2 separate regions of the Mus musculus genome follow, and region 1 is linked to region 2. A link is a loop called in an ENCODE intact Hi-C map of the cell type or tissue named here. Cell type or tissue: heart. All regions are shown on one strand. Each heading gives the region's core, and the rest is flanking DNA. Links, peaks and the distances in the headings are about the cores only.

Evidence for each region. Peaks named below come from ENCODE experiments on the same cell type or tissue, not always from the same donor. Only the 100,000 strongest peaks of a DNase experiment are listed, where the experiment ranks them.
Region 1: it touches region 2 in a loop (6-fold over the local background); 1 of 42 quality-filtered maps calls a loop at or near these places.

The regions. Positions count from the first base shown.
Region 1 is chr10:42,673,558-42,684,556 of GRCm38, forward strand. It overlaps Ostm1 (osteopetrosis associated transmembrane protein 1), which reads left to right and starts at 5,359. Exons shown (of 6, transcript NM_172416.3): 1 at 5,359-5,840; 2 at 9,603-9,717. The coding sequence starts at 5,427. In heart, for the core only: a CTCF peak has its summit at 5,264; a DNase peak (open chromatin) is centred at 5,354; H3K4me3 peaks cover 2,486 bases; H3K27ac peaks cover 1,455 bases.
Region 2 is chr10:42,755,723-42,766,721 of GRCm38, forward strand. Sec63 (SEC63-like (S. cerevisiae)) reads left to right here and starts at 5,774. Exons shown (of 21, transcript NM_153055.3): 1 at 5,774-6,166. The coding sequence starts at 6,043. In heart, for the core only: a CTCF peak has its summit at 4,722; DNase peaks (open chromatin) are centred at 4,789, 5,729, 6,459 and 6,549; H3K4me3 peaks cover 2,937 bases; H3K27ac peaks cover 2,005 bases.

The sequences.
Region 1 (10,999 bases), core at 1,729-9,728, 82 kb before region 2:
AAGGAATATCTTGGGAGTATGTAACTTCTCTTTTTATTTCTATAGAGAAGTGTCCCGGCCCGCGGGACAGTCGACAGTCGAACAGGGTCTGAGGAACCACCTGTGGAGAGAATGATGGACAAGAAACACAAGGACGGACAGCAAGTCTGATTGATCAAGCTGTCACATTTTTATTGTTCCCTGGCAGGTTTTATGCTCACAGAAGCAGAGTATAGGGAGGGGGATGACACAGAATCGCTTTGTATCTGGAGGAACGCACCTGTTCCCAAAAGCAGGATATTGGCTAGGTAAAAAGTTCAGCAGGAGGAACAGAACAGAGTGGGTTGCTAGGTACCTGTCCACAAGATCTATAGCTATTTGTTCTTAACTGGGGGTAGTACTTTCCTACAGAGGCCTCAACTTTTCCCACAGAAATCTCAACTAAGCTAGTACTTTTCCATAAGGCCAAGACTTTGTAAGTAAGCACTTATGGCTGACAAGGCAGTTAACATTCAAACAGGGACGCTCCCAACAGAGAAGATTTTAGATTTGAACTTTTTGGTTTTGAAATGTATTTATTTTTTAAATTGTGTGTGTGTGTGTGTGTGTGTGTGTTGCTCACAGAGGCCTAAGGTGTTAGATTCCCTTGAGCTACAGTCACAGGCAGTTGTGCTGGAAACCAAACCTGGGTCCTCTGGAAGACTAATACTTGCTGTTAGCTGGCTATCTATCCAGACTTGTTCTTTCATTCACCATCCGAACAGTAGAGTCTCCTCTAAAGGTTCACGTGTTAAAAGCCTAATGTTCAACATTATTGGGAGGTGGGGGTACTTCTCAGTGTGTGGGGTCTTGGGGGTGTGTCCTAGGAGGTGTGACCCAGGACCCCCTTCTTTCCTATGAGGTAAATGGCTTTGCTCTGTTCCAGGCTCCTCAGCATGGTGTGCTGGCTCACACAAGCCCAACATGCGGGGCCAGTTAACCTGAAACTGACACCTCCAGTTATGAGTCCAAATGAAACTTTTCTCTGTGTAAGTTGACTTATTGCGGGCATTTGTTGTACTAAATGGAAGCCAGAGGACCACGTGGGCTTCTCGCCTTTCCCGTTTGCTAGCATTTGACAGTATATCAGTGCAGGCAAGAGGCTAGAGATGACCAGAAGTTAGGCAGTGGCTCTACTTTCTATTACTTGGTTTCCATTCACGACCTCTCTTGTGATCTTACTTATACATTCACTTATGGTATAAGCTCATTAGAAATAAAATAATTTCTGATAAGCACCAATTAATCTTAGTCTCTTGATGTACGTGTGGTGTGCATGCATATATGTGTGCATGTTTGCATTTGTATGGGTGCATGTGATGTTATGTGTGGTGCATGTGTACATATGGGTATATGTGTATGTGTGGGTGTGTTATGTGTGTGCATGTGTATGTGTGGGTGTGTGTTATGTGTGTGCATGTGTATGTGTGGGTGCGTGTTATGTGTGTGTGTGCATGTGTATGTATATGTGTACATGTGTGTGCATATGTGTGTGTATGTGCATGTATGTGTGCGGGTGCATGTGTGTGTGCATGTGTACATGTGGGTGCATGCTGATGTAAAGCCTGAGGTGATGTGAGGTGTTTTTCTGATGGCTCTCCTCTTCATATATTGAGACAGTGACCCTTGCTGAACAGAGAGTCTCAGCTGGTCTGGCTAGCTGCTGGCTTTCTCTGGGTATTTCCTGTTCCTTTCAGGTAGGCTGCCAGCCCACACAACTTTTACATGGCTTCCGAGAGTATGAACTCCGGTCCTCACATCTGTACAGTATATTGGCTAATTTTTGTCAACTTGATTCAAACTGAAGTCACCTAGGGAGAAAGAAACCTCCGTTGAGGAATTGCTTTCATTAGATTGGGCTGTGGGACATTTTCTTGGTTGGATGGCTGATGTGGGAGGGCCCAGTACACTGTGGGCAGGGCTAGTGGTCCTTTGTGTAAAAGGTCTGAGCAAGCCTGGGAAGGCGCCAGTAAGCATCCTCCTCCCATGGGCTCTACTTGAGTTCCTGCCTCCATGATCTATGTGGGAGTGTAAGGCAAACCAACCCTTCCCTCCCCAAAGCTGCTCTTGGTTACGGTGTTTCATCACAGCAACAGAAGCCAAACCACGACATACAACTAGGACACACAAGTGATTTCTGTCCCTGCTGACCCAGCTCCCAAGTCCCACAGAGGACTGGCCCTCCCACATCAATCATCAACCAAGAAAATGCCCCACAGGCTTGCCGAAGGGCTGATTTTACCAAGGCACTTTCTCAATTGAAGTTCACTTTTCTCAGGTGACTCTAGCTTGGGTCAAGTTGACAAGAACCAGCCTGCATGACTCCTAACTCTGAATCCTTGGCAGGCATTGCATCTGCGATTTAAATACTCTCTGGGCACCTCCACCACAACCATCCTGAGTGGCCAGTTTCAGCTGGATTCACAGCTTCTGTGTCCTTCCCAATGCTCTCCCTTCCCTGTGTCCCTGTCCCTAACCATGGCACTACCATCTGCCTGGTTATCTTAACCTATACAGGCCAAAATACCCACTGGTTCTCATTCTTCCTGGATCATAGTTCTTTAGTCAAACCTCTCTCTTTCCCACCAGACATACCTCAATGTCTTTTATACAGTTTCTGTCTTCTCCTTTAATGACACACTCTCAGTTTTATGATGTAGGGGGTGGGGAGTTACATATTGTTGCTAGAGTTCTCTACCTAAAACGCTCACTGTAACTCTGTTAACAGTTCTTGTTGCCCACAGGCTGAAGGGAAAGCATTTGAGAAAGTCCTAGGCAGGTGGTTCAGGTTTAGCTCCATCCCTGCGGTCCATCAGTGCAGCAACAGCAGTTTCAAGCAACAAGAGCGCACAGCTGCAGCCGTAAGACAAGAGTCCTTTCTTCTAGTAGCTGCTGCTACTTTCTCCTAGGATGCTGTAAGCTGCTAAGGAATCCTGCTCACCCTGTAAGACCTCAAAGATCTCTTCCTCCTGGAAGAAGTTTCTGACTCACCTCTAAGCCCAGCAGACAGCTTCTTTATAATGCCCCCTAAATACTACTGCAGCGGCTCCTGTAAGCTTGATTTAGTCCTGCTACACACATTTATTGTTCTTTCCAAACCATTTGCTTTAATTTTGTGTATGTGTCTAGGCATACCTGTGGAGGTCAGTGGACAACCTGGGAAGTCTCTTCTACTGTGTCCTTGGGGTTGATAGTAAGCATCTTTACCCGACTCAGGGGTATCTTACTCACTGTTCTATTGCTGTGAGGAGACACCACGACCAAGGCAACATATAGAAGAAAGCGTTTGACTGGGGGCTTGTTTGCAGTTTTAGAGAATTAGGCCACTGCATCATGGCAGGAAGCACACAGTAGCAGAGAGCTTTACAGCCTGATCCATAGGCAGGGAGACGGAGAGGGAGTGATAGACAATCAGACAAATATATACATACATACATACATACATACATACATACATACATACATACACACACACACACACAGACAAAGACACTGGGCCTGGCATGGGCTTTCAAAACCTCAAAGCCGACTCCCAATGACACCTCTTCCAACAAGGCCATGCCTCCTAAATCTTCTGTAAGCAGTATGTTACTAGGGAGTAGACATAGAAAGATATGAGCCTATGGTGGCATTCTCATTCAGACCAGGACATGATGATAATAACTCCAGAGTCTCAGACCTTTGAACACTTGGTCCCCCGTTGGGGCACTGTTTGCCAAGGTTTAGGAGGTACAGCCCTGATGCAGTGTCACTGGAGGTGGGCTCTGAGAATGTAAAGACTCCCACAATTCCCATTCATTCTCAGCTTGTGCTCAGTGTTTAAGATGTGAGTTCTCAGTATCCTGCTCCAGCCTGTTGCTGCCTCCCCTGCCGCTGTGGATGCTAGCCCCCTGGAACCATGAACACAACACCTGCTGAACCATCTTGCTGGATGGCCCTACAATGGTTTTTTTCCTATCCTATTCTTTTTTTTCTTTCTTTCTCTTTTTAATTAATTAATTAATTATTTTACACTCCATATTTTATTACCCCCCCCAACTCTCCGACTGATCCACATCCCGTACCTCCTCCCCATACCTCTGTCTCTACATGGATGTCCCCACCCCTCACATCCTACTCTTGAGCACATTATATCCTGGCCTCTTGCTTTATTCCAGTGTCTACTGCAATGACTTATTAATAGGCTTTCTTTTGATTTGTTATTATGGTTCTCTCTCTCTCTCTCTCTCTCTCTCTCTCTCTCTCATGTCTCTGGGTTGACAGAATGCTTGCTTGCTTAGCACACACCAGGCCCTGGGTTTGGTCTCCAGCACCACAAACACCTGGCAATGGGGGTACATGGTGGCACTTTCAGCAGGGAGGCAGGAAGATCAGAATTTCAAGGCCATTCTCTGGTATAGCGCAAACATGTTTCTTAGTGTGTTAGAGAACTAGCCTGAGTTACATGAGGCTTGTCTCCAAGAAGAAAAATACCTATATGTATTAATATTATATAATGTATACATATTTATTATCATAACATATATTATACATTACATAATATACAATATAACATATTACAACATATCATAAAATGCTACGTGTCACATATTACATGTTATATATTAATATTACATATTATGTTACAATATGTTATGTAATATATGGTATAATAATCGTATAATATAGAATATATAATAATAACATAGTGGGGTATGCTCAAGTGTATGTATTAGGTAGGATTTCTATTGCGCTAAAACACTACACCCAGATCCGAGCCGTACACAGGTGTCACTAGTCAGATAGTTATATTTAAATTAAGTGACATTGGACAATTAGTTCTATCATCGTAGTAGCTACAATTCAAGGGTTCAGCTGCTACATGTGGGTAGTGGCTTCCCTATTAACTAAGACGTGGACTATATTCATCACCCCAGGAAGTTCTGTTCGGGGTAGATAGTTGAGAATTAAAATCAATCAATCAAGCCTTTTGAAGCCACAAGTTCCAAAACCAGAACTGCCAACGGATGTTATCCACTCTCCAGAGGAGATGAAGAAATTTTACTAATCCAGAGCCAATGAAAATGAACACCTGCCCAAACCATCAGTCTACTGGGTTTTTCTGGGAGCTCACTCGGCAGTCATCTCCCTGGAGTTCCAGCAACCAGAACAAACTCCACAGGCTCATGGAAGGCGGGGAACTGCAGGGTGCAGAGCGTGCAAGACGGAGGCCTGGGATGCACTGGGGTTGCAGCAGCTCTACAGACCTCCAAGCGGGGCGCGCTCACACCCGCGCGCCTCCGGAGGCAGGTGGGCGGGGCCGTGACGCACTCACCTCGTGACTCCACTCAGGGCCTGCGCCGGCCGAAGCCGGAAGCGGCTGCTGTCGGAAGCACCGGGCGAGCTATCTGTTACAGTCCGGCCCGGGGATGGCTCGGGACGCGGAGCTGGCGCGCAGTAGCGGGTGGCCGTGGCGGTGGCTGCCGGCGCTGCTGCTGCTGCAGCTGCTGCGGTGGAGGTGCGCCCTGTGCGCGCTCCCCTTCACCAGCAGTCGGCACCCAGGCTTTGCGGACCTGCTGTCGGAGCAGCAGCTGTTGGAGGTGCAGGACTTGACCCTGTCTTTGCTGCAGGGCGGAGGTCTAGGGCCGCTGTCACTGCTACCTCCGGACCTGCCGGATCTGGAGCCTGAGTGCCGGGAGCTGCTGATGGACTTCGCCAATAGCAGCGCCGAGCTGACCGCCTGTATGGTGCGCAGCGCTCGGCCCGTGCGCCTCTGCCAGACCTGCTACCCGCTCTTCCAACAGGTCGCAATCAAGATGGACAACATCAGCCGAAACATCGGGGTGGGTAGAGGAGCAGCCTCGGCACCTGGGGGGGGGGGGGGTTGGGAAAGTAAGGAAACGGCATTGGACGGTCTGTGGAGTTAGGGTATCAGAAACAAGCGGGTGACTTTAGGGGCTTATGGCTTGGAATGCTGTCCCCCTGGATGCTGTAAGCCGGCATCTTCTTGGGACAGGTTTGCTGGAACATTGCAGCGAACATACCCAGAGCCACCAGTTTCTATCAGTGTGACCTTTATTATTTTTCAAAGTATTGAGTTCGGTTCCATCCTGTTTATCAGCTTGTTCTCTGGCAAGTTAGTGACATTCTCTGCTTGTTTTCTCATCCGGAAAGTGGGGACAAAGAGAGGCCACACAAAGCGACATACAGTAATAGTTCGTGGTCGGTGAGTTGCCATTTTAGGATAGTCTGCCTTCTCTGTAACTCGAGAGCTTTCCTGGTCACTTGGAAGGTAATGTGAAGGACTTAATGAAGGCAAACCAAAAGAGGAAGACACAGTCTTTGCCTCTAAGAACTGTATAAATTAGGAAAGGATTACGGTGTCGGCCACCGTGAGAGTCACAGGGTTGCCTGGTAAAGGAAAAATAAGGAGGACACAGGGATTGGGGGTGGAAATGGTTCTTGCGTCCTGAGGGGCCAAGTAGTCTCATGAAAAATGTGGCTTCAGTTGCTTTAGAGGTCGTAATTGACTAAACTAAATAGAAATGTCAATAGGTGTATCTTGTTTTTAATCTAGCCTAATGTTACTAAGCAGATTTTTTTTTTTTTTGTAAATGGGGACATTCATTTGCATTAAGTAAAGTCCAGAGTCACTCTTTGTGGAAAGATTTGGCTTTCAAGGCAGTTTAAATAGGAGTGCATGCAGTATTTTTCAGATTCGCTCCTTTCTCTATGACTTTAATATGCAGCGTTGTATTTGATTTTGAGCAGTTACATTAAATAAGCTGTTTTTAGGGAGTCTTTTCATTCTATTTTAATTTAATTAATGTATTTATTTGTGATGAAGTTTCTTGTCGCCCTGACTGGCCTTGAACTCACCGAGTAGCAGAGGATCACTTGACCCCTCCTGCTTTCCCCTCCCAGGTGCCTAGATTACGGACGTGTCACTATGGTCTGGTTTTATGCAGCTGTGAATAGAACCCATGACTTGTCCACGCTAGACAAGCTGTGTACTAACAGAGCCCCAACCCTGTCTTTAAAGTAGTCTACCAAGTAACAGGCTGGCATCTCCTCACAGTAACAGTTTGTCCACTCTACATCTCCTTTTCTCCAAGTTCCTGCTTCACATCTCCGTTGTACCCTCCCACCTTCTGTAACTCCTCCCCCTTCCTTGTACCCTCCCACCTCTGTAACCTCCCCTTCCCCTCCCTCTCCGTTGTACCCCCAACTATCCATAACTCCTCCCTCTCCGTTGTACCTTCCGCACTATGACCCCCCTCTCCGTTTTACCCTCCCACCATCTGTAGCTCCTCCCTTTCCCTTGTACTATCTGTAACCCTTCCCCCTCCCTTGTATCCTCCCACCATCTATAACCCATCCCCCTCCCTCTCCGTTGTGCCCTCCCACCATTTGTAAGCCCTCCTTTTCAGTGTGACCCTTCCACTTTCATATCTCATGTGGTCTGTTACCCTCCCCCCTCCCTTCAGCTTCTTTTTGTTCCCTGTCTTATGGTCTCCTTCCTGATTTCCTGGCCTCTACTCAACACTCACTCCATGTTAATACACATATATAAGCATGAAAGGCTAGGATATGCATAGGATAGAACATGTAGCATTTGTCTTCCTGTGCCTAGATCATTTCACTTAATACCTGATTTTTTCAGTTTCATCAATTTTCCTGCAAATTTTATAATTTCCAGCTGCCTTTTCTTTAAAAAAAAAGAAAAAAACTTAAGTAACAAGGCCTCTTGTGGGCACAATGCCCATGAATGATGATGTTAACCTTGGGTCTTTGAGGCTATAGATGTTTTCCTTGTGTATGTAGATGCTGTGGAATTATGAGGCTTTAAAAAACATGATCCCAGTGGGCTAGAGTGATGGTTCAGGGGTTAAGAGCACTTGCTGCTCCTGCAGAGGATGCTGGTTCGATTCCCCGGTGGTATAGGTGGATGTGATTCATGCACCTGTAACCTGGTGGCATGGGTGGGTGACTGCATGTACCTAATACCTGGTGGCATAGGTGGGTGACTGCATGCACCTATAACCTGGTGGCATAGGTGGGTGTGACTGCATGCACCTGTAACCTGGTGGCATAGAAAGTAAAGGCAGGAATCTTGCTGGGGCTGCTGGCTACCATTCCACCTGCCTAAGACAAGTTCCAGGCTTAGTGAGAGACCCTAACTCAGGGAATAAGGCATAATAAGAGTTCTGCAGTGACTTCTGTGCCAGGGTAGGGGAGTACCGGGGGGGGGGGGGCTCCCCTTTTTCAGAGAAGAAGGGGATGAGGGGGAATAGGCTGTGAGGGGGCAGGAGGAGGGGAAATTTGGTCAAGATGTAAAGTGAATAAATAAAAGGAACAAAAGGAACGAAAGAGAAAAGTACGTACTTGGGGCTTAGTAGGTAAGGGCAATGTCAGGGGCCCACACAGTGGCTGGAGAAAACCGACTCTGTGAGCTGTCCTCTGGCCTGCACGCGCGCGCGCGCGCACATACACACACACACACACACACACACACACACACACACACACACACAATGTTTAAGAACACAAACGTAGCAGACAAAAGCAAGAGCTCTCTTAGACGCATCTTGTTAGTGAGCTATACACAGATGATGAGTCTCTCCAGATGAATCGTGTGATATTCTCATTGCTCTACACAGCTGGTCAGTTCTCTTCCTGCTGTTCCCACCGGGTCTCTTTCAGCCCACGGTGTCACTCAGTGTCACTCTCAGCCTGTGTTTGCAGGCACATCCCTGCTGCAGTGTGGATGGCTTCTCTGACACGTCCCAATCCTCAGACGCCAGCATTCTGGTAACATGAGTTAAGCATGCTTGCAACAGGAGTTAAGTAGCTTTGAAATCAGGAAGGGCCCAGGCCCAGTGCTCTGCTTGAGGCAACAGGGATAAGAAACAGATGAAGTTCGGGAGGTTAGGATCGCAGGTTTATTATTTGCATAGCATGCGTTTCTTTCATGATTAAATGGTCTTTGGAAGACACGGTTTTCTATTTGAGTACGCACTCTTGGGTCTCTGTGGATGGATTACTGGGCTCTCTTGCAGAGTGCTAACCTTTGGACCAAACATTCCCCGCAAGATGAAGCCAAAGGCCTGGGAGCGTTTACACACAGATTAAAAGTACTAGCTAAAGAGTGCATCCGCTATACAAAAGCTTAGACAGAGGAAGAGAAGCAAGAGTGAAGATAAAATTTGTCATGGTCTGTCATCTAGAAATACCATTGCTACATTTTGTTGCCCACATTCTGGAACTTTCCCTGTGCATGCAAAGTGAGAGATTGCAACACATTCACAAGTCGGAATTAAGAAGCTGAATTTAACCAGAGAAACAAATATTCAAGAAGCAAAGATGGGGCTGGAGAGGAGGCTCAGCTGTTAAGCAGAGAGTTTCTTCCTTCGCCCATGAACCCTGCAACAATAAATGTTAAATGGAAATTGTTTTCCTGCTGTTTTTATTATTACTGTTGTTACCATCACATCATATCAGACAAAATCTCTAATAGTTTTTAATAAATAAGTCAACTGCTTTATGGCTTCTGTGGAAAGTCTAAACACTCAGATTATCTCTTCCTTTTGTTGCTGCTATTGCAGAATACCTCCGAGGGCCCGCGCTGTGGCGGAAGTCTCCTGACGGCAGACAGAATGCAGATAGTTCTCATGGTCTCTGAGTTTTTCAACAGCACGTGGCAGGAGGCGAACTGCGCAAGTGAGTCTCCATCTGTGCGTCGGCTCAGTTGATGCCGTGGTTGGTTCAGTAGCAGATGTCCAGATCTGATTTAGGTGAACTTTAAAATGGCTGAAACCAGGTAGTACATTTGAGCTGTCACTTCGTCATGGTGTATTAGTCATTGTCACCTGGGTGAGTCCTGCCAGCCAGAAATGTGTAGCAGGTTACAGAGCTCTGAGGTCAGACAGGCATTTGCTCAATGTTAGGTTTGGGAAAGTTAACTTTCTTGTATGGAACTTTAGTTCCTTCATCTCTATGTTGGAGAAAATAGCAGAACCTATATTAACTATTTAATATAATAATTATGATATTTTTAATAATCTGGAGGGAGAAGGAGGGAGAGGGAGAGATATCATCTGTTCTGCCAGCTTTGTAGAACACATGGTTTTGTGTAATAAACTGACACCTATTTGAAGTATTCTTTGGAAAAACTATTATTTCAACTTAAATTCTCCTTGAGTACCAACTGTGTCCTAATGCCTGTACCTTCCACTGTATACAACTTAGTGAGAAAGATAGAGTTACAAATATAACTTAGAGGGGAAGGTAGTAGCATCAGAGTCTTGGAAGGAGCGTTCTTTGAACTGAGGCTCCATGGCTGGGCACGGTTCCTCTGGGTGGAGCTGAGGTGAAAGGCAAGGCAGAAAGAGGCATCATGGGCAGAGGCAGAGTGTGAGGGAAACGTGGGGATTTTAGGGTCCTGGAAACCCTCAGGGAGATAAAGTCAGACAAGGAAGGTAGAACTTTGATGGATACAGTAGTTGCTCATATGAGCCAACATTACCATACTTCTTGGGATGCCAGCATGACACTAAGAGGGGGTTTATGATTCCTTGGGCTTTAAAAATACATGTGCAATGTTGATTGCAGCGAGGAGTAGCAAGGGTATTAGTCATTGCTCACTGCTGTGACAAAGTATGACAGAAACAAGTGGCAACCAAAAAGGTTTATTTTAGCTCATGGTTGCAGAGAGGTTGTGTCTTTGTCTGTGGAGCCAGAATGTGAGGTGGTAGTCATCATGTGATTACAGACATGTCATGTTAGTGTAAACATATAATGTCAGTGCAGACATGTTATCACATGACTGCAGGCATGTCCTCATGTGACTGCAGACATGTCATCTTGTGACTGCAGACATGTTATCATGTGACTACAGACATTTCATGGTGTGATTGCAGACATGTCATCATGTGACTACAGACATGTCATGTTAGTGTAGACATGTCATTATGTAGACATGCCATCATGTGGTTGCAGACAG
Region 2 (10,999 bases), core at 1,183-9,182:
TTTTCTTTTATTGACTATTTTCTTTGTTTATATTTAAAATGTTATCCCCTTTCCAGGTCTTCCCTCTGGAAACCCTCTATCCCCTCTCCCTGCCTCTATGAGGGTGCTTCCTTGCCCACCCACCTACTCCTGCCTTCCTGCCCTGGCATTCCCCTACAGTGGGACATTGAGCCTTCACAGGATCAAGGGCCACTCTTCACAGTGATGTTCCACAAGGCCAGCTTCTGCCACATATGCAGCTGGAGCCCTGGGTTCCTCCATGTATATTCTTTGGTTGGTGGTCCAGTTTCCTGGAGCTCCACAGGGTTAGGCCAGCTGACACTGTTGCTCCCCCCATGAGACTACAACCCCCCTCAGTTCCTTCAGTCCCTTCTTCAACTCCTCCATCAGGGACCCCATGCTCAATCCAATGGTTGGCTGCAAGCATCCACCTCTGTACTTGTCAGGCTCTGGCAGAGCCTCTCAGAAAACAGCTATATCAGGCTTCTATCAGCAAGCACTTCCTGGCATCCACAATAACATCTGGGTTTGGTGACTGTATATGGGATGGATCTCCAGGTGGGACAGTCTCTGGATGGCCTTTCCTTCAGCTTCCACACTTTGTCTCTATATTTCCTCCTGTAAGTATTTTGTTCCCCCTTCTAAGAAGTACTGAAGCATCCACACTTTGGTCTTCCTTCTTCTTGAGCTTCATATGGTCCTTCCTTATCTTTTTTTGATAACTTTTGGTTGAAAGTTGATTCTATTTGATATTAGAATGGCTACTCCAGCTTGTTTCTTGGGACCATTTGCTTGAAAAATTGTTTTCCAGCCCTTTACTTTGAAGTAGTTTCTGTCTTTGATTTGACACTGAGGTGGGTTTCCTGTATGCAGCAAAATGCTGGGTCCTATTTAAGTATTATTGCTGTTATTTTTGTTATTAAAAGTGGAATTATGTTTGTGTGGATATCTTCTTTTGGGTTTCTTAAAAGATTACTTTCTTGCCTTTTTTAGGGTGTAGTTTCCCTCCTTGTGTTATCCTCTGTAGAGCTGGATTTGTGGAAAGATATTGCATAAATTTAGTTTTGTCATGGAATATCTTGGTTTCTCCATCTACGGTAATTGAGAGTTTTGCTGGGTATAATAGCCTGGGCTGGCATTTGTGTTTTCTTAGGGTCTGTATGACGTCTTCCCAGGATCTTGTAGCTTTCATAGTCTCTGGTGAGAAGTCTAGTGTAATTCTAATAGGTCTGCCTTTGTATGTTACTTGACCTTTTCCCCTTACTGCTTTTAATTTCTTTCTTTTGTGCATTTGGTGTTTTGACTTTTATACGATGGAAGGGATTTCTTTTCTGGTCCAATCTATTTTGAGTTCTGTAGGCTTCTTGTATGTTCATGGGCATCTCTTTCTTTAGGTTTGGGAAGTTTTCTTCTATAATTTTGTTGAAGATGTTTACTGGCCCTTTAAGTCGGGAATCTTCACTTTCTTCTATACTTACTATCTTTAGGTTTGGTCTTCTCATTGTGTCCTGGATTTTCTGGATGTTTTGGGTTTGGAGCTTTTTGCATTTTGCATTTTCTTTGACTGTCATGTCAATGTTTTCTATGATATCTTCTGCCCCTGAGATTTTCTCTTCTATCTCTTGTATTCTGTTGTTGATGCTTGCATCTATGACTCCTAATCTCTTTCCTAGATTTTCTATCTCCAGGGTTGTCTCCCTTCATGATTTCTTTATTGTTTCTATTTCCATTTTTAGATCCTGGATGGTTTTGTTCAATTCTGTCACCTGCTTGATTTTATTTTCCTGTAATTCTTTAAGGGATTTTTATGTTTCCTCTTTAAGGGCTTTTAGCTGTTTACCTGGGTTCTCCTGTATTTTTAAAAGGGAGTTATTTATGTCCTTCTTAAAGTCCTCTATCATCATCATTAGATGTGATTTTAAATCAGTGTCTTGCTTTTGAAGAAAGAAAAAGAAAATTGTTCTAGGTTTGCTCTTATATTTCTAACTTCAACATTCCTGGCCACCATGTATAAGCACAAGATATAACTGAGATGGAGAAACCGCAGCATTTGTGCATGTGTAGGAAAAACCCAGAGAGTATCTATAGGGTTTCCAAGCATCAGCTGGAAGGTTTGGAGCACATCATGATGAAGGGACTACTCTATTGGGATGTGGGTGTGGGTGTGGATGTGTGTGTGTGTGTGTGTGTGTGTGTGTGTGTGTGTGTGTGTGTGATAGAACTAACTGTACATACCTACTTAATAATTTGGTTTCTTCTAGTCTCTGCAGTTAACTTCACCACACAGAAATCTGAATAATGTCATTACAGCCACACAAACACTTTGGCATGCATAAATGAAAGTCAATTCCAGTAATACAACATCGACTTACCAATAAATGAAAGAGTCACTCTAAGGAAAAAGCAAATTATTAACAGAAGCCCAAAAATAAGCTTTCTGTACCTCTGTACCTGAGAGAAAATAAACTACCAAGAGGTTAAAATGAAAGTGATTCAATTTTGCTCTTGCAGACATATTCACAAATGATATTAAAATACATTTTAACATATGCTGAAATTAAGGACAATAAGTGTTTGTGGCTCATTTTCTTTCATATTCATTTACTATTATTAACAATTTCACTAAAATGATCTCTTAAAAGAAATAGTTTTGTAAGTTAATATCATCAGTAGAAGGACCTGCAGTCCCAGTGCTTATGAGGTAGAAAAAGGAGAGGCAGGAATTCATGGTCAGTCTCTCTCTCTCTCTCTCTCTCTCTCTCTCTCTCTCTCTCTCTGAGACAGGGTCTTACCATGTAGCTCTGGCTGTCCTGGAACTTGCTTTTAGATCAGACTGTCCTGAAACTCAGAGATCTACTAGCCTCCACCTCTGGAGTGTTGGGCTTAAAGGAGTGTGCTGGAGTTAAAGGCACATGCCACCATAACTGGCAGGAGTTATAATCGCTAATTTATTTTGCCATAAGTTTATGAAACAGATCTATTATCTTTGCAGAAATGCTGAGTTAAACATAAATGGAGTTATAAAAAAATCCAGTTCAATATCCTGAAAACATGCAAGGACTTGACAAGAGAGCCTACCCAAGGCAAAGGCTACCTGCTGCAGAGGAGCCAAGTCTGTGAGTGGTGCATGTTTTCAGTAAGGCTGTGTGTCAGCAAATAATGGGAGCAGAGCTCTCCAGTGGCAGCCCTCTTCCCCAGCAGCGTCAGGAGGTCCCCTAGAGTTTAGGGACCACCACTCAGGCTCAATTAGGACTCATGGGTTTGTTTTTCAAAAAGAATTCTGGAACTAAACTAAAGAAAGTGGAGGGTTGGTGTTTTTTTTCTTCTCTTTTCTTTTCTGTCAATTCTACTGGAACTGAGACTTAAGCGTGAGGTCAGGAGAAAGAGTGTTTGGAACTGCAGCTGGACAGAGAGCAAGGGCTTGGGGCCACTCAAAGACAGCCATGGCTGACTGTTTGATACAATAGTCATACGAGATTTTGATGGAGTTTGAAGTTACTATGTTTCCACAGGATGGTTCCTGGGCACATTTTGTGGCATTACAGTCAGTAGGAAAAGTCTGGTCCCCAGAGATGTTGGATAGATTTACTGTAAATAGTATTGTTTGTGATTTTTCTGGCAATGTCTGGGCAAAGGAATGAGAGCCTGCCTGGGTCATATATGTTCAGGCCGTAAGTTTGGGTTGTTGCTACTTTAACATGAAATATCTATGTCTGAAATGAATGTCAACTCTAGGTCAGCATCCTAGACAAAAATGTTGAGTTCTTGATTCTCACCTGCTGACAGGCTTTTTTTTTTTTTTTTTTTTTTTTTGATAGTTTCATTGTATAGCCCTGGCTGGCCTCAAATGCACAGAGATCTGCCTGCCTCTGCTACCTGAGTGCTGGCATTAAGTACTCTGGGATGAGGTCCCCTTTTCTGTCTTCAATCTCCCAAATTCCCTGTCTATCCTGCCTCAGGATGGCCCTAGTTCTGTTCTGATTTCATAGTCCAAGTTTCTTTTCCACTTCTAAGTTTCCCTCTTACAATAAAGTCCTTGGAAACTTTACGGGGGAGTGGGGGGGGGGGAACAAGGCAGAAAAATGTAGCAAAAGTGGCTTTCAGAAATGTGCTGTTAAATTGGAATTTGAAAGGGGAGACAGAATACTTGTGAACATAATCTAGTATAAGGGGAAGCATGACTCATTATGATAAATACTGGTTTTGAGACATTCAATGAAAGAGCTTGTGTAACCAGATTTCCTCTCAGACAATGGAAGGCATATTGAAAAGCCATGTAGTTAACTGACTAGTCTTGAAACAATCCTTAAACGCTGGTGCTGGTGTACAGCTTTATTCCCAGCACTCAGGAGGTAGAGGCAGGCTGATCTCTGTGAGTTCGAGGCCAACCCTGGCTAAAGAGTGAGTTCCGGGACAGCCAGGGCTACACAAAGAAACCCTGGCTCAAAAAGAAAAAAAAAAAAACACCCCCCCCAACAAAAAGCAAAGTAAACAAAACAACAACAAAACGGGCAGTTAAGAGCACTGAATGCTCTTCTGAAGGTCCTGAGTTCAAATCCCAGCAACCACATGATGGCTACAGTGTACTCATATACATAAAAATAAAAAATGAATCTTAAAAAAAAATACAGCAGAATGTTTGTACTTGCGCGGTAGCTTCTCTTTTTAAAGATATTGCACAGTTTCCTTTACTATTCACAGCGGTCCTGTGTAAAGTGCCCTGTGTCCTCTTGATCCACAGAGGGCAGTGCAGACACTGGGACCCACCCTGCTAAGGCCACCACTGGACTCTGGTGGGATCTTTGCAAGGTTAGAGGACTATCCTGCAGTTCAGCTGACTCCAGCTTGAGATTCGGTGGCCAGGAGCAGAGAGTGACTGCCTCTTCAGATTGCCCACAGGTTGCAGGGGAGTGCCAGCGGCTCTTTGGGGCGTCAGAGCGATCTGGGTTTGGATCCTCAAGCCCTGAGCAAACCCAAACCATTGAGCGTTACCTCTGGAAAATGTTTTGAGTCTGAATTTTCTCATCAATAGAGCATATATGACATTGGTTCTCAATATGTGGGTCCTGACCCTGTTAAGGGGGAGTTATCAAAAGACCGTTTTAGAGGGAGTATATATATCATGCACATCATATATTTACATTACAATTCGTAACAGTAGTAAAATTACAGTTATGAACTAGAAATGAAAATAATTTTACGGTTCGGGGTCACGACAACATGAGGGACTGTATTAAAGTGTGGCAGCATTAGGAAGGTTGAGAGCCACCGATCTATATTTTGCTTTATTTCATGTTTTACTGACAAATTGAAGACATGATCGCTTGGGTCACAGAAAGCATTAGTGAACTGGCAGCTCCAAATACCAAGGCTTTGGAACTCTGAGGAGTTCCTTGCTCCCTATTCTTTTCATTTATTTATTTTTCCTTGCTCCCTATTTTAATGGCACTTGTTTCCATGAGGTTCACGTGGAGGAAAAGTGAGAGGGATAGGAGAGAGTGGAGAGGTTTGGCAACCTCGCTTAGGTTGCAAAAGCTCAGGTCCCAATCGCACCTAGGACGCTCGCCTCTGCTCACTGCTTGGGGGACCCTGGCAAGAAAGCTCCTGGAATCCGGGAAGGGTGCTGGGAAGGAAAGCCTGGTAAGCAGGGGGCGGGACCCGGGGGCGGGCTTATGGAAAACAGAGGGCGTGGTCCGTGGCTCAGGGGCGGGGCCGCGGGCGGGGTCCAACAGAGTTTCTTTGCTGCGCGCGCCACGTCTCCCTCAGTGAGCGTGTGGAGGAGACGGCCGGGGAGGGAACAGCCGCGTGGGGCGGGAACTAGCTCCTCTCGCGAGAGTTGGCGACGGCCGCGGCGGCGGCGGCGGCGTGTCCGTGAGAGCGGCGTGGGGGCGGGGAGGAGAGCGGCGGCGGCGGCGGCGGCGGCGGCGGTAGCGGCGTCCGAGCTACGCCACACGGGGCCGGGGCGCTGGGAGCCGGGAGCCGGAGCGCAGCGCGGGGTCGTGGCGACGGCGGTGAGGGGAGCGCGGCGGAGGAGGCGGAGCCATGGCGGGCCAGCAGTTCCAGTACGATGACAGCGGGAACACCTTCTTCTACTTCCTCACCTCCTTCGTGGGGCTCATCGTGATCCCCGCCACCTACTACCTCTGGCCGCGAGACCAGAACGCGGGTGAGTCCCGTCGGCGGCCCGCTCTGGCGCGCTCGGGCGGACGCTCCGCTCCGCTCTTCTCCGCTCCGCTCCGGGCCGCGCCGTCCTGCCCGCCGGTGCTGCTCCGCGTCCCAGGGACGCCGCCTGGGCGGCGGGGCCTGAGGGCCGCTGTCCACGGGGCCGGAGCTCGGCGGCGATTTCCGGGGCTGTCCGCCCGCCTGCGTGGTCCGCGGGAGTTTGGCGGGGATCCGATCCGCATTGTTCTGGACGCCCCTCGCCTGCCGCCTCTTTGTCTCCCCAGCCTCGGCTTTGTTGGGTGTTCTTTCTGGAGGGAGCGGGCTGGGCTGGGACGGGGGGCGAGAGAAGAGTTGGCCGAGGGGGAATAAGAGCGTGTGGGCACAACTCCGCATCCTTCGCTCCCGTCACCCTTTCTCCCTCTTGTCCCGGTGTCCCCGCTGCAGCTGTTGGTACAGATGTTTGGGGGCACCCCTAAGCTGGGTGTCATGTTTGGGACTTCCAAGTGAGCTCACCAGCAGCCCACCCCGTCACTTCCTCCGGTTGCTTTTTTCATTTGTTCAATCACATCGTGGGGGTTGGAGAGCGCTGCCGTTATTCCTTTTATAAAAGCACAAATAGGATTTTCTCCGTTTCCTTTCCTCTGGAGTTTCCTGTTTACAACGGAAAAGTGCAGGCATGAAGGATTAAGCGGGATTCGTTGATGGAAGGAGGTAGTTGGTGGGGTCGCAAGCTCCTTTGCTTTTAGTTCTCGAGTCTTTCCACATTAAAGGTCGCGTCAGAACGCAACCCAGTGCAGTTTCCGGGGATGTTAGGTTTAAGATTGTAATGTTGGATTCTGTGTTGCACTTTACTAAGACATATGGCACCGGTTATTCTTAAAGCTGATGGCACTTACAGCAAGCGCCTAATGGGTTATTTCTGGTGGTGGTAACCATAATTAGTAGGTTTCGAGTATAACAGCGGCTCTGGGGGAGAGCGTTCTGTGTCTGCTAAGTTGCTTTTAGGTTGGGTGTGGTGATGATCTAAGTTGTCTAGGTTGTGCACTGCAGCTTGGGAAGAATTGTTAGCAGTGAAGCTCAGGACTTGTTACACTTTGAAGAGAGAGTTCAATGTCCTATAAAATTATCTAGTTTCATAATAGAACTCAAGTAAATTTAAGATAAAGAGCAAGCAACACTTGCATCTCTTTTGTACATTTCACAATAAGCGGAGTAGCAACAATTTACCCAAAGTTACTAGCCTCCGTCGTTTCTCATTCTGGGTTGCTTTATGAAATTTTCACTTCGGACTCTTGAGTTCTGTGTTTCCAAGTTTGTTTAGATATATATATATATATTTTTAAATCAGTGGCTGTATGTACTTTTGGTGTCATAATACAGAAAATGTTTTTTTTTTTTCCTTGACTGCTCGCCCACTTAAGCCAATTTTTTCAGTATTTTAAGTTAAATGCCCAGTGTGATGGCTCACAAATATTATTCCAGGCCTTTGAGAGGTGGAGGCAGGATGATTAATAAGAGTTCAAGGCCACTGACATAGGCTGCATAGTGAGTTCAAAGTCAGTCTGGCAACCTGAGAGATGTCCTCTCAGAAATAGGCCGGCAAGATGGCCCAGCAGGTAAAGGGCCCTGGCGCTTACCTGGCAACTTGATTCAGCTCCTTGGAACTACAGGTTGAAAGGAAAAACTGACTCTTAAGTAGTCCTCTGACGACCTCAGAGGACTACATCCACTCCCATACTTAGTGATTAAATAAAAAGAAAAAAAGAAACAAAAGCAACAAGGAGGGAGGGCCCACTTTTCAGTAGTCATTTGTTCACTGCTTTTAGAAGATAAAGGGGTGTTGGGATGGTGGGTTGAATATAAGGTCTTCTTTAAAAGGTGGTGAGGAACTTGGTATGGGACGGCACATTTCTTTAATCTCAGTACTTGGGAGACACAGGCAGGCAAAACTGAGTTTAGAGTCTTTGCCATATTTGATATGGCAACTGAACTTATTTTGTGAACATTATTAGTGGAATCTTTTTGTCTTGGTTTTAATGTTTTGAGTGGGGCTAAGTATACTTAATTCATACTCCTTTTAATAGCAAAAGGTCCTCTGGGCTCTTTGCATATTGGCTGATAAACTGGATCTATAGAATGACATGAAGGGTATAGATTTCCTTATAAGAGTGATTCTCAGGAGAGGCTACACGGTAAAGGAACTCAGGAACTCAGGGAGCTCGTATGTATATACGGTACTTTCCGTACTTTGTAACAAAAGGTCTAAATTGTAACTAAACTTGAGAGGGCTGCCCTGAGAACTTTCTTGGAATTGGCTTTTGCTGGAGTTAGTTGGGTAGTACATTTGTTTTGGTGTGAGCTTTTTGCTAAAAAACAAAACAAACAACCCCCCCCAACCAAACTACCCCTCCCAAACCAAAACCAACAGAAAACCAGAAATTAGGACCAGAGAGTTGGCTTAGTGGGTTAAAAGCATTTCCCCTATAAACCTGACCATCTGAGTTTGATCCTGGACCCTTTTGGGAGAACCAAAACTAGAAACTTGTCCTCTAACCTCACACATAGATACTGGTCTACATGGATATTACCATCATAGAATAAAAACAAGAATTAATGCCCTAACCTTTTTGATTTCCATAGCTTAAAGAATCACTTATAGAGCAGTGCTTAAAGCTCTGGTAGTTGAAAGTAATACTTTGTGTCAAGACAACTCAGATTTTGATTTTGATTTATGTGTATGAGTGTTTTGCCTACTTGTCTGTAGGTGTACCATGTGAGTGCCTGGTGCCTGAGGAGACAGAAGATGGTATCAGATCCTCAGGAAGTCAAGATAGAGTTATGTATGGTTGTGAGCCACTCTGTGGGTGCTGGAAACAGAGTCCCAGGTCCTCTGTGGGAGCAGAAAGTGCTCCCTAATTTATAAACCATCTCTCCATTCCCAAAGACAAGTTTAAATGCAGTTTATAAGCAGTATATTGTAGTTATCCATTCATAGATTCCAAAGTAGTTACTGTGATCTGAGTCTTTAGTATTTTAGACATTCTTAAAATTCTGAAATAGTTGCAGTTCCCTCAGCCACTTCCTACACATATACAGTTCCCACCAATACTGTACTGTGACTTTGTATGTGCATTGCCATTTTATTCTTTCTGTAAGCCTACATTTCTGGTTTGATTTAGTTTGGCCTCCCAAATGCTGTGATCAAAGGCATGTGCCACCACCTATGCACAGCCTATTTATTTATACCTTAAAAAATAACGTTTGAATGGTGTGTGTGTGTGGGGGAGTGTGTGTGGTGGGGGAAGGGTAGTACGAATATGTGAGGGTGCGTTCCTGTGGAGTCCAGTACAAGGTTTCAGATTCCCCTACAGCAGGAATTATCTACCAGGTAGTGGTGACCTGTCTGGTATGGGTGATAGGAACCAAACAGAGATTTTCTGGAAAAGTGAGCACAAATGCTCTTTTTTGTTTTGTTTTTGTTTGTTTGTTTGTTTGTTTTGAGGTAGGATTTCTTTGTGTAGTCCTTGCTGTCCTAGAACTTAATTTATAGGCCAGGCTACAAACTTTGCAGAAATCTGCCTACTAGTCTAATGAGCACTGGGGTTAAAGGTGTGTGCCACCACCACCCAGCCTGGGTGCAAATACTCTTAATCTGTGTGTGCCATCTTTCAGATGTCTGTTTAGTTTCAGATTCCCTGACCTTTTTCAAAACTGCCTGATTTTGAAACCTGGCCTGGCAGGTTACTGTGTGGATTTTGTATTTCAGCATGGTCCTCTGTAAATTAGGGATAGAGAAGTCTCTTTTTATAGAGTTAGAATGGAGATTAAACTGGGCTTTATGGTAAGTGTTGAGAACAGTGTTTGACGTGCAGTGATACTGTTATCACACAGTTTTGATTTATTACTTAGGTACTCAAGTTTTTTTATTGTTTGAAAGGTTAGTGAAATGTTTTAAAATGTTACTTGTTTTCTCAACTAGCATATAAGTCAATCACCTTTTATTTGAGGATGTGAGTAGTTCCATTTATATCCTTTAGTACTATAATAGGAAAATCCCAGTTTAAAAAGGTTTCAGATCTAGCCTAGTCTCTATTTTAGTTAACTCTGAACTTCAAGCTTCCTCTCCTAGGGGTTAAAATAATAGCTTGCCATAAGGAATCAAGAACTGGGTGCTGGGGACATGGGTAAGAGCACTGACTGCTCTTCCGAAGTTCCTGAGTTCAAATCCCAGCAACCACATGGTGGCTCACAGCCATCCGTAATGAGATCATCCTCTTCTGGTGAGTCTGAAGACAGCTACGGTGTACTTATGTATAATAATAAATAAATCTTTGGGCTGGATCGAGCAGGGACTGAGCGAGCAGAGTTGACCAGAGCAAGTAGAGGTCCTAAAAATTCAATTCCCAACAGCCACATGAAGACTCACAACCATCTGTACAGCTACAGTGTACTCATATACATAAAATAAAATAAATAAATCTTAAAAAAAAAAAGACCCTCTTAAAAAAGGAATCAGGAACTGGTTATGAGGCTGGCTTGTGGTGCACACCTGTAAAGCCAGCATTTGGGATGGAGGCTGAGGTAAAAGGATTGTGAGATTGCAGGTCATTCTGGGCTATTAAATGAGACGTTATCTCAAAAACAGAAAACCTCGAACCAACCAGGTCTCCCAAGGTGTTTAGAGGAGGGGGAAAAAAAGGGTATGTGTAAATATGCCTGCAAAACTACAATAGAAGTTCTTCCATTTGGCAAATAATGTTTTCAGTTTTTTTTTTTGTTTTGTTTTTTTTGTTTTTTTTTTTTCTTCGAGACAGGGTTTCTCTGTGTAGCCCTGGCT